2 separate regions of the Homo sapiens genome follow, and region 2 is linked to region 1. The links are chromatin loops, found by intact Hi-C in ENCODE. Cell type or tissue: Calu3. All regions are shown on one strand. Each heading gives the region's core, and the rest is flanking DNA. Links, peaks and the distances in the headings are about the cores only.

The links. A loop is a pair of places that touch in the nucleus more often than their neighbours do. Peaks named below come from ENCODE experiments on the same cell type or tissue, not always from the same donor. Only the 100,000 strongest peaks of a DNase experiment are listed, where the experiment ranks them.
Region 2: it touches region 1 in a loop (5-fold over the local background); 5 of 110 quality-filtered maps call a loop at or near these places.

What each region holds. Positions count from the first base shown.
Region 1 is chr6:47,694,669-47,703,001 of GRCh38, forward strand. It overlaps ADGRF4 (adhesion G protein-coupled receptor F4), which reads left to right and starts at 3,912. Exons shown (of 10, transcript NM_153838.5): 1 at 3,912-4,126. It also overlaps the pseudogene ADGRF2P. In Calu3, for the core only: no CTCF peak of the experiment used is centred there; DNase peaks (open chromatin) are centred at 3,973 and 5,643.
Region 2 is chr6:47,632,701-47,636,700 of GRCh38, forward strand. No RefSeq gene overlaps it. Among named protein-coding and RNA genes, the nearest start is that of ADGRF4, 64 kb to the right of the region's middle. In Calu3, for the core only: no CTCF peak of the experiment used is centred there; DNase peaks (open chromatin) are centred at 2,191 and 2,561.

The sequences.
Region 1 (8,333 bases), core at 2,355-6,354:
TTGTGGCTTTCTGTAGCAGTCCAGGGCCTTGTATAAAAAGTGGGTCTTTTCCAAGAAGTGTTACACTGAAAAGGAGGTGGCCCAGCTTAGAGAAAGACAAGGTGTGTAATTCAGCATTTGTTGGCAACAGAAAAGACTGTTCTCTGGATTCCAAAGTGGCTTAAAGGGAGGAGACTCTCCATCGGCCATAAGGGATGTACCCAAATGGGCTCATTGTTCAAGACAGTGAGCTTATAATGCAGATGTTGTAAAGCCTATGAATCTTGCTACCTGTACATTAAAGCTGTGATCTTCTGTTCTTGACAGGGTTGTATATTTCAGGAATGGCAGAGCCCAAAGGAGAAATGTGCTCATTCCTGTCTTCTTGCTTCTGGAGAATATGTAGGAAGCTCACACATGTGGTGCTGATGGAGGAGGGCGTGATGTGCAGAAAGGATGAAAGGCTCCTCTGTCTAAGCTGTTCTGTGCTACTAAACATTTCTCGTCCATCAACTGTACATAGCTACATATGTCATGCTGGGCAGCCACAGCAAACAAAAAGACAAAGGGGGCCACAACCGTGGTTTTTGTTGGGGCTTCCATCTCTATGCTGTTGGGTCACATTTGTCTTCAGAAAGCAACCTCTGTCTCATCTTGGAAAAGGCGGCCTGAGATTTCACCTGGCTGGATTCTGTGTGTTGCTGAGGGAGGAGCCTCATGAATAGTCACAAAGAGTTGGGCTGACTCTAAGTAGGACATTGCAGATTATTTTTTTTTTTCAAAAGGAATCCACTGCCAGTATATCCACTTTTTCAAATTTAAATAGATTGGATTGTCAACTTGGTTTAGGCTTAGATACAACTTCCTTGGCCATGAACCAAGGGGAAAAGCATAGAGCTTTTGAGACAGAAAGATGACCATTTTCAGTTAAGGAGATGGAAGTCTGGAGTTGTGAGTCAATGCTAATCGAGGACTGAGCCAGAGGTAGAAACCCAAGTGTGCTGGCTCCCAGCCCTGTACTTCCTCTTCAAGACCATATAGACACTGAAAGATCTTCTGCCTACACTGACAATGTAAGGTCAATCCTCACCAACAATATGCTTTTTTGATACCTGGGATTGGAGAGAGGAAATATCACATTTCCAATTCAGAGCTGCTCTTTTTCTTAACCTGTATGTAAACAAATTCAACATTCAAACCAGGTGTTACCTGATAGAACAGTATTGTAGGTAGAAGCTCTTTGAGGAAAAAAAAAAAACCTCTTTACAAAGCAAGGACATAGATGACTGCAGCAGCATCTAACTAGTGGATGAAGGCAAAGGGGCAATGGGCAGCCTTTAATTATCCCAACAAGAAGTCAGTATTGATGACGTTTCATTACAAAGGAGAAAGTGGGGCTCACCTTAGGTATGAGTGCAGTCCCTTCCTTCCTTCCTTCCTTCCTTCCTTCCTTCCTTCCTTCCTTCCTTCCTTCCTTCCTTCCTTCCTTCCTTCCTTCTTCCCTCCCTCCCTCCCTCTCTCTCTCTCTTTCTCCCTTTCTCTTTCTTTCTTTTTTTCTCCCTCTCTCTCTTTCTTTCTTTCTTTGTTTCTTATTACAAATAATCTTCCTATAAGTAGGAAAGTTTGAGCAGACAAAAAGCATCAATCTGAAGTTAAAAAAAATGCATCAACCTGGAGAAATAGTCATTTTTCAAATGGCATTGCTTATCTTGGGACAACAAAAGCATCCTTCACAAATAAAGTCAGAGAGTGGTTTTAATTTACCATTTACCAATAGATTTGTATGTTCTTTTCAAGAGAAGGGGTGAGATAGACATAGTCCTGGTTTTCCTCAATGCAGGCTTAGGTACAAAGAGATGTCACTTACCCAGAGTCCATATATTGAAGTGAAAATGGAATTTCATGAAGCAAATATAGTTATAGGATGGTAACTCTGGACAAATTTTATAAAAGATGAACTCCAATTGCTTCATTTCACAGATAACAGCTCTGAGCACTAGGGAGAGAGGGAGGGATTGGCCTAGCATTTGCTTTGTGTCTTGAGCAGTCACATCTATTATGGAAGTACTCACTACTCAGCTATACTCACTCCCTGAGACAGGATGGTTGGAAAGAAACCCCACCTTAGCTTCATCATTAACCAAGAAACCCCAAGGATGCTTAGAGAAAAACTCTGGAATTATTTGGGAATTCCTGGAAGAAGCTATGCCCTCTCTCCTGCATCCCAAAGCCCACTCTACACCATCTTGAAAAATGTCAAGGAACTGCATGGATTAGGTTGACTCTGGATGACCCTGGGTAGAGACACATTCAGTTTCCTGCTGACACCGCACCAAGAAAGTGATTTGGTCAGGTGACTCTAGGAGAAATTGGTACTGATAGTATCCAAGGCAGATTTTTAAGTATCAGACTTAATACATAATGATTCTTGGGAAAGCCATTTAAATCCCTGAGACTTTAAGTGGATAAATGTAGGTAAAGTAGTATAGTACTTGGCTCATAATAATTGCTCATTCAAATTCACATGTTAGTTTTAGTTGTTTTTTTTAAATTAGAGTCCTGTGAATACATGAACCCACCCACCCACATGCAAACACAAGCAAACACACAGCCATGACCCCATGCATAAGTTTGGCTGAAGACACCCTCATGGGAACTAGTTCACTGACTTCCAAATTAAAGAGTTAAGCATTTGATTTGGTCTGTTCAACATTAGGGGTATCAGCCAGCAAAATCTGTTGAGCTTACCATTGAAAAATCCTTTCATTCATTACTGTGGTCATAATACACAGTTACCTGGCCAGGAAAGAGTACACATCACAGGGATCTGCTCACTGCACGTGTGCCTGAGCTCTCCCTCACTTTCTGCCTTCTTCAAGAATTCTTCCCTGATTGGTCCAACCAGAAGCGCTGATTCTCCCCACCTGATTTCCTGTAATTTTATAATCTATGTCCTTCACTTTTGTGTTATATTGTTTATTTCCTTTTGGTCTTTTTGTGTGCATATGTATATGTTTTGGGGAATGGGGTATTCACTTTTGTTACTCACTGTGTTACTCACTTTTGTATGCCCATAGTGCAGAGCATGGTGCCTTGTACATAGAGTATGTTCGGTAAATATGTGCAATAAAAAGTCCTTTGATTACACAATGGCTTGATATTGGCTTTTCCACTTCCCAAATGAGCCATTTCTTAACTACTGACCTAAATGGAGCTGACCCATTTCCATAAACAGCACCTCCTTGACCTTCATTGCTATAAAACCCATAACAAAACTGCCTCCTCACTTACCTCTCCTTATTGTCCACATTTCTCCTGGAAATATCTAAATGAGGGTTTGCTTTAGATCTTTGGGGAAGGAAGGCCTGTGAGTAGACAACAGTAGAACTAGGATGTGTGGGACTGTTTGGTGGTTAGCAGAACAATGCAAACTGGCTCCCCTGTCCAAAGTCAAACCGTGTGCATTCCCCACAAGTGGACACAGTGTCTTCTGTGTCTGAATTACCACAGTCATGTAGTGGCTCAGTGAGAACTCCTTGTCCCGGTCATTACAAAAATAAAACAGAAATCTCTCTGTTGCTAGGTTAGGAATTAGATCACAATTGATGCACCAGTTTATCAGCCAATTTCCTCCAAGTTCAACATCAGAACAGGCAAAAAAAAAAAGTATCAGCCTTTAAAAATCATCAACAATAGTGGCATAACCTTGCATTTTATCACCCTCCTTCCAATTATCCCAGTGCAGCAGATGCAAGCAGAGTCTCATGCAATCATCTGAGATAAGGATGAAGAACTGAAAGACAAACAAGTGACTCACTTTAATGGATTTGCTTCAGACAGGAGAAACCTGTAATTTCTCTTAGGCGTGCTTCATGGACCCATAGTGGAGTGAATCACAGACTTGCACAAGCCTTGAAACTGTGGGTAACTTTACAGTTCTCAGATCGGCTTCTCGCAACAGGCAGTCAGTTCTCACTGGGCCCCTTGGACTCCCATTTCAAAAATGGAGAAGACAGATCACAGCCACTGACCAGGGACCGTGGGAGGTGCCACGTGATGGTGAGGCATCATGCTAGGGAGCTGAGCTCTGACCTTCCTGCTGGGTGATTCTCCACCTCTGGGCTGCTAGATCTACTTCCTGGATGCCGTGAGTAGATGTCCTACACCAGCACCATTTTCCTGTTGAAGAAAGGCTTGTTTTTGCACATATTCCAGGAGGGGGAAATGCGTGATATATGATGGTATTTTCTGGAATGCTTGATTCTTCTGGAAACTTCTCTAACATGATTTAGAAATTGGCTAGCTCAAGGTTGGAGTATTTCCTAAGCCTCTTTTACGTTTGTTTTTCTTTAAGAGTTGTTTGTCAGGCTTTAATGGCTCACTCCTAGGAGTGAAAATGCAAAGTATCCTGTCAGGCAAATAAACTCACTGTCCCTGCATTGTCCCCTTGCTTGATAAATTTCAATACCTGTCTTTTAGACTGAATGTAAAGCTGGATGTTGTTTTAAAAGTGTTCTTGATTAGTTTCTTCTTTTAGTGAGCCTGAAAAAGCTATCATTGTATCAATTTAAAAAAACATTTCTCCAGTTACTGCCAAACACGTTTTTGCAAAGGCATCTTCCCTTGTTTCAAGTGGCCAATTCTATGCTACTTGAAGGTCTATATTCCTTATACTCTGAAGACAGTTGTGAGAGGTCTAAAGTGTTGCATCATTAGGTGCTGTTTATTTGTTTGTTTGTTTGTTTTTCAGTGTCAGCACATCATGAGCTTTCTTCATGGACCAGAGGCAATTGCTGGGCGTATAAATTTCTTTAAAATTTTATAAGTATCAAGATAGTTGGTGAGATATCTAGATGTCTTCTAACTCTGAAATTGTCTTCCAACTCTGAAATTATGTGATTCTTGAAACCTATCAGAATCTGAATCCAGATTCCAATTTTTAGAAGAGATGCTGGGCTACAAACAGATTGGCTGGAAGCCATCTAAAGTAGCTAAAGATGAGATGTTTCTGATTCTAATAGTTCTTTTCTATCTTTCTTTCCCCCAAGGCTCTATGTGAAGCATTTCTTCCATGGCAAGGGAGAACTCTAAGGGTAACTAAATAGATTCTGCTATGAGGGCAAGAGATACTGGGTCTTAAACACATAAACAACTCGTTTATCCATCTGATGTTATAATCAGAGTTCTAATTATACTACTGGAACAGAGGAAACAGACAGACAGTTATAGAATTAGGGGAACAACACACACACACATACACACACACACACACACACAGACGACACACCCCCCCCCCCAAAATGTGGGTCACTTAACTCTTAGGTTCCTTGCCCTCTAGTTAACCTCTTTGGATTGGTTGTTCCCATCAGACAATGGTCTGGCCTGGGAGTAAGAGGCGAATTGCCACCTTGAAGACTGGCAAAAAAGTGAGAAGAGGCACTCCCTCTCACCTTGTGGTACAGTTCCGGGGAGAGGAACCCTTTGGGAAAGTATTTCCTTGATTCACAAATATTCTTGGCCATTCACCTTAGGGTGTTTTGCATGAACAGGTTTGCGAGATCACACCTTCTGATGCATTCCTTCCTGACTGACTACACTTACAGTTCCCAGCTGACCTTTTAAAATTTTCTTTGGGAGTCCTGATGTCAGGCCGCACTCAGCGTGTTCAGACGGGTAGGGAGTACTCAGTCTGTGTGAGTCATCCCCTACAATTCCATCTGGCATGTTTCAGAAAGAAGCTCCAGTACCCAGACAGACTCACTGTAGTTTTAAATTCCAACTCATTCAGAAAATCTGCTCCAGGTACAAGCAAGATGGGACAAATAGGAGATGGTGTTTCAGAACAGCTGGGGTCATCTGGGTCTGTCTGGAGAAATAGGGTTTTATTAGTTCTGACTTATGGAGACAGTGTGGAAAAAGACACATGCATTGTTATGACACCCTCTTGTGCCCATGGCGGACATCCCTAACCTGGCATGGCATTATTTCCTGCTCAATTCTTTTTTCACATAAGGCTCCAGGCAGTACAATAAAGAGGAGGTCCACAGTAGGACTGGCATCTACTTAAGTCACCAGGTTCCAAAATCATCTAGAGTTGCAAACGTGCTCACCTGACCCTCTGAGATAGAAAAGTTGCCTCATGATTTTAAAGCAAAAACTTCAGATGCTGATGTCACTCTGCAGGAATCATTTCCCAATTCATTCACTTATACAACAAATGTTTACTGAGTGTCTATTCTGTATCTTATCCTCTGCTGGGTGCTGAGGATAGAGAAACATCAGGTGTTTACATTTTTTTGCCTATTTCACTAGGTGTGGCCTAATTTCTCTCAGGCTCTGGGGGGGAAGAGCACAAATTGTTGTGCTCTGTTGACCCATTGTGATTAGAATTTAGGCAGCGGTGTGAAAGTCGCTGATTACTGTAAACTTGATGGAGAGGTAGATCCTTAGACACATTCACCCTGGGACAATCAGGTCTAGCTGTGTTTGCCTGTAACTCTCTGAGGCCAGCAAATGTTATTTTCTTTGTAATGACCAGCAAATGTTATCTTTTTCTTTGTAATGACCATGTTAGAGCAGGGAGCCTGGCCTCCATTCAGCAGGCTTGAATTGCTTTTTAGTACTGTGTGAAAAACAAAGGTGAATTATAGTGGGTAATTAACACTTTTATAATCATGCACAGAAAGAGGCGGGTTATGGAAGTGGAGGAGAAGGAACCTGCGACGTGACTTTTTCAGGTCCCAAGAAGCTGCGTTTCTAGGTGGCTTAGTTGCTTTTATCTCTGAAATAAATCATCTTGCAGACACCTTGGGAAGGAGATGTGGAGCTGCCCTTATTGGGTGACTAGTATAGCAATTGGAGGGAATTTATAAATGACTAACCCTTTATTTACCTTCTTGCCACAGATAGCCTCAGGCAAGAGTTCTTTTGCTTCTTGTTTTCTCTTTCACTTTTTAATTCTTCATTTCTGAAACTGATTTCTTTCTTGTGGTCACCCAAGCTTTGCTGTGAATGACTTAAAGAGCTCCCATGAACATATCAGCACAGTGACGGGCATTAGGTAGATGCCCAACAAATACATGTGTAGCCTAAGTCTGGATAGATTAATGTGTTTTCCTCCAAGATAACATATTGTGATGGAATAGCAGCTTGAAACTCCTCAAGGCATTTCTGATTACTTATTTATTTTTATTTTTATTTCTTGAGACAGAGTTTCACTCTTATTGCCCAGGCTGGAGTGCAATGGTGCAATCTCAGCTCACTGCAACCTCTGCCTCCCAGGTTCAAGCGATTTGATTCTCCTGCTTCCGCCTTCCAAGTAGCTGGCATTATAGGTATGCACCACCACGCCTGGCTCATTTTTTTGTATTTAGTAGAGAGGGGGTTTCACCATGTTGGTCAGGCTGATCTCAAACTCCTGGTCTTAGGTGGTCCACCCGCCTTGGCCTCCCAAGGTGCTGGGATTATAGGCGTGAACCACTGCGCCTGGCCTAGAATTTCTGATTATCAAGTGAATTGGTAAATCCTGGGTGAAACAGTTTTCTTACTACAAGAAATCTCAGAACCTTTGATATGTGTTCATGCCTGTTTGTGTGTGTGTCTGTGTGTGTGTTGGGGGGAGTTGGGCAGTGGTGTTACCCATCGTTTCCCAAACTGATATGACCATGGAACCCCTTTGGCTTTTATGAGACCAGTCTTCCACAGAAACCCATGTGAGGACACAAGGCCTTGGTCAAATACAGTAGACACAAAAGCCTCCGTTGTTTGCCTACTAAAAGTAGAGCAGTCCCACTCCCCGAATTCAAAGAAAATTAGGTCAGTCTATATAAATGCCTTCAAGGTTAAATTTTTCTTCTGTTCCATTTTCTTTAACCTTTTTGTGCCTGCTACAAATGGTTGACAAACAAATGGTGGATAATATGCATCAACCTCAAACATAAATATGTCTTGTTCCAGCATTATTCTGTCACAATTACTGCTTGCTGTTTTTGTTTCCCCTCACTGAGTACTAGAATCTTGATTTAAATGGAGACGTCTCTTCCCAACAAAGTGTTTTTCTGCCACCATACACAGAGGGTTTATAAAGATAGAGAATATAAGAGAATACACAATTTTGTTGACAAACTGAACAGAATGTAGAACCAGAAGTCAATAAATGGAATAAAGGTAATTTAAGGAGAATATGCCTGGAACAAGTCTGGATTCTCCACATAGGATAGGATCTAGCACTGGCTGTCCACTCTTTACCAGAAACTGGTATGTCCCTCACCTGGGTGAGTTAGCCCCCATCAGGCTCCCATATGAAAGCTTCTTCTTTAGGTACTGACCATGGTTTGCTTATATCCATCTGGACA
Region 2 (4,000 bases), core at 1-4,000, 64 kb before region 1:
GTATACATAAAAGTATTCAGGGACCGTTTCCTTAGTCTCACCAAGATTATCACCAGTTCCATGGAGAGAGAGGGAGAAGTAGAGAATGAAATAAAATAATGTATATTCGTTTTAGTCTATTGAATTTGTGAATGTATGTGTAATGCAAAAATGCCTTTATGTTTGTTTATCTTGATCTGAACCTGTGTTCTTACTGAGGCAAGAAAAAAATTGCCATTCAAAGGCTACATTCTCATCTGGCTTATTAATTAATTGATTATTTTTTTTGTACGTGTATGAGATGGAGTCTCACTCTGTTGCCCAGGCTGGAGTGCAGTGGCATGATCTCAGCTCACTACGTCTGCCTCCCGGCTCAAGTGTTTCTTGTGCCTCAGCCTCCCAAGTAGCTAGACTATAGGCATGTGCCACCATGCCCTGCTAATTTTTGTATTTTTAGTAGAGACATGGTTTTGCAATGTTGGCCAGACTGGTCTCAAAAACTCCTGACCTCAAGTGGTCTGCCCGCATTGGCTTCCCAAAGTGCTGGGATTACAGGCATGAGCCACCATGCCCAGCTGTCATCTGGTTTAAATTATAAATCACTGCATATACAAAATAAGTAGCAATCAACATAAAATTCCCTTGGGCTGTTTCTCCTCACTCAGGGATCTGCCTTTGTTCTTAGTGTGGTGTCTGTGTGTGCAAGAAGTGGATACATCCTCTAGGGAGCAGGAGGAGACAAGACTCCGTGTTTCTGAGCCTCTTGCTCTCCTCTGCCCCTTTCCTCCCTAGTTGAGTATTGATGTGAGAAGACATCTCACCTCTTGCCTGGCCCTTGCTCTTGCTCTCTGTGTCGGAACTTCTCTTGTTCAGAACCAGAAGGGCTCTGGATTAGCTTTCTATTGCCGCTGTAATTATCACACAAATTTAGTGGTGCAAAAACAATAGACATGTATTATTTTATATGCTGGAGGTCAGAAGTCTGACATGAATCTCACTGGGCTAAAATTAAGGCTTCCAAAGGAAGCTCTAGGGGGAAAATTCCTTTCCTTGCCTTTTCCAGCTTCTTTAGGCTGCTGGCAATTCTTAGCTCATGGCCCCCTTTCCCCATTTTCAAAGCCACCTGTAGAGGGTTGAGCCCTTCTTAAACTGCAGTCCTCCATCCTTCATGCATAATCACCTCTCCCTGATTCTGTCTCCCTCTCCACTCTTAAAAACCCTTGTGATTACATTTGGCCCACCTGTCTGAAGGCTCTTAATCACATTAGCAAAATCCCTTTTGCCGTGTAAGGTAATGTATTCACAGATTCCTGGGACTAGAATGTGTGTATATATCTAGGTGGCAGTGGTGGTGGTGGGGATTATTCTGCCAGCCACAGGCTCTCTGCTTCCTGTCAGATTGAAATGTTCCTATATTCTAGCCTTCTTTTCCCTATGCTGTGGTATTCACCCTTCCCTTCTTTATGGCAGTAAAGGAAGGCTTCAGACAAAGGATTCAGCTTACCAGTGAGTGAAAGTACTTTTTAGGTGGGGGGTGTTTTAAAAAATCATCCCCAGAATAAATAGTGACTTGCCCAGGGAGTTTTGAGGGGCATTGATGAATACAGTGAAAAGGAAACACTTTACCCTGGGAATAATTCACCATTCCAACAACTAGACTCTTAAAATTAGCTAGACAACTAATTTCATGGTAGATAATGACACTGGAAAGAGGAAGATAATAAGATCCCCTGCTGATCAAATCTGAGCCTGAAGCCTATTTAGTGACTAAGATAAGAAATGAGGTTATCGACTACTTAAACAACAAAGCTGAGGAAAACTGGGTGGTGGACAAAGAAGAGAAAATATAAATTAAAAATTTGAGGGTGAATTTTAGAACTTTAGAAGTAAGTTTTCCTGATGGCTGAGAATTCAAACCAACATACTTTCCTGTCCTTGTGATAAACAATACTGGTACTGGACATTCTTTCCTGTCCCAAGTGAAATACCAAAAGCAAACAAAAATAGATTAGGTACTTGCTCTCCAGGAAATATTTGCTCTTGGAAGATAAAATTCTGAATAAAACAAAATAGCTTATTAAGGGAGAAGACTACCCCTCATATTGTCTTATGCCCAATTTCTGCCTCCAAAGAAAGAAGAAGTAAAAACTAAAAGACAGAAATGAAATCCACAGGCAGAGAGCCCAGCGCCGCACCCTGGGCCTGGTTAAAGATTGACCCCTGACCTAACTGGTTATGTTGTCTATAGATTCCAGACATTGTATGGAAAAGCACTGTGAAAATCCCTGTCCTGTTCTGTTCCATTCTGATTACCAGTGCATGCAGCCCCCAGTCACGTACCCCCTGTTTGCTCAATCAATCACGACCCTCTCACGCAAACCCCCTTAGAGTTGTAAGCCCTTAAAAGGGACAGGAATTGCTCACTCGGGCAGCTCCGTTTTTAGAGACGTGAGTCTTGCCGAAGCTCCTGGCCTAATAAAGCCCTTCCTTCTTTAACTTGGTGTCTGAGGGGTTTTGTCTGTGGCTTGTCCTGCTACATTTCTTGGTTCCCTGACCGGGAAGCGAGGTGATTAACAGACTTCGAGGCAGCCCCTTAGGAGGCTTAGGTCTGCCCTGTGGAACATCCCTGTGGGGGACTCCAGCCAGCTTGAGCAACACGAATCCTGAGAGCGCTCGCGGGTAGGCAATTGCCCTAGTGGAACAGCTCACCAGAGCAGTGCCTGGCAGGCCCCCGTGGAGGATCAACGCAGTGGCTGAACACCGGGAAGGAACTGGCACTAGGAGTCTGGACATCTGAAACTTGGTAAGACTGGTCTTCGGAACTCGCCCACTCCATTTGAGTGGAAGCGTGGCCTGATCACCCATGGCAGCCTGTACCTGCGCTTTGGTTTTTGTTTTTGACTTGACTTGGATTGCTTGATACTTGGGTTTTGGTTTTGACCTGGCTTGGATTTCTTTTTTTATTTTATTTTATTTTTTTATTATACTTTAAGTTCTACGGTACATGTACACAACGTGCAGGTTTTTTACATATGTATACATGTGCCATGTTGGTGTGCTGCACCCATTAACTCATCATTTACATTAGGTATATCTCCTAATGCTATCCCCTCCCCCGACCCTATGACAGGCCCGGTGTGTGGTGTTCCCTACCCTGTGTCCAAGTGTTCTCATTGTTCAATTCCCACCTATGAGTGACAACATACAGTGTTTGGTTTTCTGTCCTTGTGATAGTTTGCTCAGAATGATGGTTTCCAGCTTCATCCATGTCCCTACAAAGGACATGAACTCATCCTTTTTATGGCTGCATAGTATTCCATGGTGTATATGTGCCACATTTTCTTAATCCAGTCTATCATTGATGGACATTTGGCTTGGTTCCAAGTCTTTGCTATTGTGAATAGTGCCACAATAAACATAAGTGTGCATGTGTCTTTATAGCAGCATGATTTATAATCCTTTGTATATATACCCAGTAATGGGATGGCTGGGTCAAATGGTATTTCTAGTTCTAGATCTTTGAGGAATCGCCACAGTCTTCCACAATGGTTGAACTAGTTTACAATCCCACCAACAGTGCAAAAGTGTTCCGATTTCTCCACATCCTCTTCAGCACCCATTGTTTCCTGACTTTTTAATGATCTCCATTCTAACTGGTGTGAGATGGTATCTCATTGTGGTTTTGATTTGCATTTCTCTGATGGCCAGTGATGATGAGCGTTTTTTCATGTGTCTGTTGGCTGCATAAGTGTCTTCTGAGAAGTGTCTGTTCATATCCTTTGCCCACTTTTTGATGGGGTTGTTTGTTTTTTTCTTGTAAATTTGTTTAAGTTCTTTGTAGATTCTGGATATTAGCCCTTTGTCAGACAGGTAGATTGTAAAAATTTTCTCCCATTCTGTAGGTTGCCTGTTCACTCTGATGGTAGTTTCTTTTGCTGTGCAGAAGCTCTTTAGTTTAATTAGATCCCATTTGTCAATTTTGGCTTTTGTTGCCATTGCTTTTGCTGTTTTAGACAAGAAG